2 separate regions of the Homo sapiens genome follow, and region 1 is linked to region 2. Evidence: read pairs that join two places in POLR2A ChIA-PET (ENCODE). Cell type or tissue: endothelial cell of umbilical vein. All regions are shown on one strand. Region 1 overlaps RARRES1 (retinoic acid receptor responder 1). Region 2 overlaps GFM1 (G elongation factor mitochondrial 1).

Region 1 (2,500 bases), 51 kb before region 2:
ACAAAACAAACAAAAACAAATGCAGAGGGAGAATGGTCATTGACTAAGAGTTTTAGATTTTTTTTTCCCCCTGCGATGTCTGGGTGTTAGATAAATAATAGTTGAATATGCAGCTGAGTCATCCAAGGCAAATCATTTCATCTCTTAGGGCCTATTAAATGAGGACTCACAAACGGATTGAAGTTAAACTAATACAAATTTAAATCCCTGGAGCAATTAGGATATTTGGTTTCAAGGCTGACACGCATTTCAGCTTAGAGTTCTTTTAAAGAAAAGTATGCACATATCCACAAAGATTTTCAAATTCTGCTATTCAGTGGCCACTAAGGTCTCCTGTGACCCTTCATCAAAAGAAGCAACACAAGCAACAAGCAATGATTTTTAAAAAGACACTATGAGCAGAAGGTCTAAATACTGTTCTGAGAGACTAGCAACAGGACACTAGGGCTGAGAAAGCCAGTATGGCACGGAGGCAGGAAGTGACTGGAGGTGCTCTTGGCCCAAGGTAGCTCAAAAAAAGTATGAAGATTATAATTTTTCCAAAAACTTTCTGGGAATTACTATCTTGATACTCAGGGCTAATTTCACCTTTTAATGCAATTGTGTAAAGAAGTACAAGCTTATAAACTCACAGCCCCAAATGAACAAGGCCTGAGGGAAGAGTGTGCAAAAAAAAAAAAGAAAGACTGAAATGCAAATATAAAGTAAGACACATCTTACTGGCACAACTCTTTCCTTAGAACTGAAGAATAGATGTCATTCCCAATACTATGAGGACAGTGCCAAGAACACGGGATATATGCTGGCTAGGGAAAAAAATGGATAAGCCCGTACCTTTAGCCTTTAATATGAATTGAGAAACGTCAAGCTGAGTATTGTTCTAACTCTTATCAATCAGTACCAGGTTTGTAAGCACCCCAAACTATCTAACCTGCAGCACATCACTATCAGTCAGCTCATCTTCACATTAAGTAGAAGTCTCCATTAGCCAAAGCTACATATAGAAACCATCCTATCTACCTTATCTATTATGCTGAAATCTACTTTTGATAACTTCTATTACTAACAAATCTAATTCTTCTCTACTAAAACCACCCTAGTTCTGTTAGAGATCCTTTGCTCCCTTTTGGGGGAAGCAGGGTGGAGGGGCATGGGGTGGGTTGGGTTATGACCAAGTAAAAGGGAACAAACAAAACACTTCCAGTCTGTCTGCAACAAGATTAAGTGCTGAGTTACCAGGAAATGTAACAACAAATCATCATCCATTTGGGCTACAAGATTTGGCACTTGTGATGATCTGAATTGAAGCCAAAAAGATAATTTCTGAATAATATTAAAAATAATGACTTCTTGGCAGAGCTTGACATGGGGAGGGCAGTCCAATCTTGGCATCCTTTGCCAGGCTGGGATGTGCAATGTCCTCTTCTGCATTTTTTTAAATAAGCTGTGCTTTTTGGTTTGGTTTAAAGGTGGTTCCTCCTAAAGGAGGAGGAATCTATAAAAACAAAAATGTAAGGGGATGTTTCGATAACTTTATTGAGGAAGTTCTCAATCAAATGATAGAGGGTTTTACCAGCATTATCACGACTCACATTTTGTATTTAAAAATGGGTAACACTCTTTGTGCTTTTACCAAAATAGTCTGTCAAATGGGGCTGGAATCCTAACATTTGTTTTAAGCTCTGCCTCTTTTTTGCCTCAATGGAGACTGCCATGATTTCCTTCAGAAATGCCATTTTCAAACGCAGAATAAGGCATTGTTCTCAAAAAAACATTTTAAGTGTATAAGTAAAACCAATTTATATATATATATATACACACACACACACACACACACTTATTATTATTTTTTAAATAAAGACGAGGTGGTCTCTATTAAAAAATAATAATATTGCCCATGCTGGTCTCGAACTCCTGGGCTCAAGTGATCCTCCCACTTTGGCCTCCCAAAGTGCTGGGATTACAGGCATGAGCCACCATGTCCAGCCTAAAACCAATTTTTAAATTATAAAAATACATGGTAAACAGTCAAGACTTGAAAAATAGTGCAGACAGCACAAAAGTCTGAGACAAATATCCAGCTGGTGTGGGACATCTTGGGATAGATAATCATGTCCTTCCAAGGTCAAGACAGCCACCAAATGAAGGTCTAACAAGGCTAAACACACCCTCAAAGCGACAATGCCAGACTGATCACTGGAACCTCCAGTAACTGTTCCCTTAAGAAAGAGACACTGAATTTTCTCTCATGAATTCTCTGACTTTCCAGCTTGTGCCTCAGATGTTTGCTTTGAACATTCGTGGGTACACTGTGAGAGACGAGGGAAACCTACTGACTATTGCCAAGAAGAATCATAGAAAATGCAGTTGATTTCTGATTTATCCAGGCCCTCTGGGGAAGGAAATGCCTCCTTTCCTTCAGGCATTTCTGAAGGAAATCATGGCAGTCTTCAGCGAGGCAAAGAAGAGGCAGAGCTTAAAACAAATACTAGGATTCCAG
Region 2 (2,500 bases):
AAAAACGGTGACTAAATATGACAGACTCTTCAATCTGTGACATCAGTTCTCCATTACACCAGAGGTTGAACAGGTAAAATTACAAATAAAATGTTCAAAGCCAAAATGGATATACTTGACATGATATTTAAAAGCAGTCTGAAAATTTTTCAAGGTATTTCTTTTTTTTTTTTTTTTTTTTTTTTTGAGACGGAGTCTCGCTCTGTCACCCAGGCTGGAGTGCAGTGGTGCCATCTCGGCTCACTGCAAGCTCTGCCTCCCAGGTTCAAGAGATTCTCCTGCCTCAGCCTCCCGAGTAGCTGGAACTACAGGCACCCGCCACCACGCCCGGCTAATTTTTTGTATTTTTAATGGAGACGGGTTTCACCGTGTTAGCCAGGATGGTCTCTATCTCCTGACCTCGTGATCTGCCCACCTCGGCCTTCCAAAGTGCTGGGATTACAGGCGTGAGCCACTGCGCCTGGCCTCAAGTTATTTCTTTAAAAATGGAAATTAATATCAAAAAGTAAGCTTTTCAGAAAACACATTCCTAACTTTAATAAAGACAAAAGAAGCCATTTCCAACAAAAAGTAACACTTAATATTCTAAGACTCCCCACAACTTTCAGATTTTAATTTCAACCTTCCTGGCAAGCTCCCTGCTTCTTAGCCTTTCACATGTCAGAATCATCTGTGGATTCCTTTCCAAATACACATACAGTAAACTAGGGCTGGGGAAGGGGACATGTACATTAAGATGCTGCATCTGTGGTTCTGATGTACAACAAAGTTTAAGAGTCTCTACTTCTGACAACAGAAATATGTGCCTTGGTAATTCTGGGAAAGTGGATTTATTCATTCATTTACAAATATTTTTGAGTCCCTATTATGTACTAGGCAGTTACAACTGCCTAGTTGTAACTAGTTGTTCTAGGGGCTGGGACATAGCAGTGAATAAAGTAGGAAAAAAGAAAAACAAAAACTCTGCCTTACTGGGCCTTATATCCTAAGGAGTGGTAGGTAAACTTTGTTGTCATTACTCAGTTGTTACATAAAAAGTGAGAGAAACACCTTATCCACTGGACAGACTCCATCCTTTTCCTGCTTACAAGATGGCTGATGAAGATAAATTCTATAGTTCACTGATCACAATGCCATTCGCCCACCTGCCAGACCTGCGATCCCAATTCCATAGCAGAGGAAGGAAATCCCTCAGGAAGTGCCTGTGGAGAAACGACCAGGCTACAGAGGTCACTCCTCAGAACAAAGGATCATTTATGACTCCTCACATTGTCTAGATCAGTGTCACTCAAAGTGTGGTCTGCAGACCTGTAAGAGCAGCATCAACTGGAAACCTTCCAGAAATGCAAACTACGGGCCCCACCCCAATCTACTGATCAGAATCTCTGGAGGTAGAGCCAGGACTATGTCTTTTAACAAAGTCTCCAGGGGATTGTTATGAACAACGCTAAGGTTTGATAACTACCAGGCAATTACAGTACTTTGTAGGTAAAGGTCACTCAAGAGCTGATGGACCAAATACCACATCAAAAAGTTACCAACTTATTTCTTGCATTTCCCAAACCACATTTGTACAATTTTAACTGTTTTAATTTATTAATCTTTTCTGTCCATGTAATTATAAAGCAGGAAGAGCAAATATTTATGATCTCTATTTTCTTCCTAATTTTTATCACAATACCCCAGACCTGGCAGCTGCTCTATAAAAGTCCACAGAATGAATGAATAAATGAACAAGTGCAAAAAGATACAATACATTCACTAACCCAAATTTACTAACCCAAACTGAAGGCCTCCTTCTACCACACCATGCATGCCATAATGTGATATGGGTATATTACCCAAAAAGTAACATAGTCTCTCACAGAATAAATACTAAATAAAATGGGGAGCGACTAGGATTAAAGGTATTAAAACAAAACCATCTCAGAGTATTCTTGCAGTCGCATTTCAAAAAGATAGTTACTCTGCGTTTGATGAACTTATCCTTTCCTTCTTTTTAATGCTTTTTAAAATTTAAAATTTTAATAATGTATTTTTAGCACTTACCCAAAGTCTCCATCAAAATAGATGGCTCGTTCCTCAATAAGATCTACAATACCTTTAAAATTACCCTCCAAACCCATGGGTATCTGCATAAACGCTGCATTATGATTTAGTTTAGACCTGAAAAATAAAAATACACTTGTTTACCTTTTTTCTTCTCCCCTAATCCCTTTGAAATGACAAAATGAATATTTTAAAAAATCAGTGGCAGACACTGGAGAACTGAGAAGGGTGTTACCATCAGGTCAGAACAGAAAATATAAAGCAGCTGGGAACAGACTGACAACGTAACTCAAGGAGCTCAGGAAGCCACAAACCCATTTAGGCAACAAAAAGAACTCCAGAATAACTGTTTTACCATCAGATCCCCAGATACACTGGATCAAAAGCAGAAGGGGGAAGAACAGATAATGGAGGGCTAGCCAGGAAATTAAATAGTAGGATAGCTGAGCCC

The links. Peaks named below come from ENCODE experiments on the same cell type or tissue, not always from the same donor. Only the 100,000 strongest peaks of a DNase experiment are listed, where the experiment ranks them.
Region 1: POLR2A ChIA-PET joins it to region 2 with 11 read pairs; 6 of 35 experiments call an interaction of 5 or more read pairs at or near these places.

Annotation. Positions count from the first base shown.
Region 1 is chr3:158,699,540-158,702,039 of GRCh38, reverse strand. The region is part of intron 4 of RARRES1 (retinoic acid receptor responder 1); the gene reads left to right. Among named protein-coding and RNA genes, the nearest start is that of LXN, 28 kb to the right of the region's middle. In endothelial cell of umbilical vein, no CTCF peak of the experiment used is centred here; DNase peaks (open chromatin) are centred at 139 and 1,299; H3K27ac peaks cover 1,995 bases.
Region 2 is chr3:158,648,707-158,651,206 of GRCh38, reverse strand. It overlaps GFM1 (G elongation factor mitochondrial 1), which reads right to left. Exons shown (of 18, transcript NM_024996.7): 5 at 2,050-2,166. Among named protein-coding and RNA genes, the nearest start is that of GFM1, 5.4 kb to the right of the region's middle. In endothelial cell of umbilical vein, no CTCF peak of the experiment used is centred here; a DNase peak (open chromatin) is centred at 1,146; H3K27ac peaks cover 1,957 bases.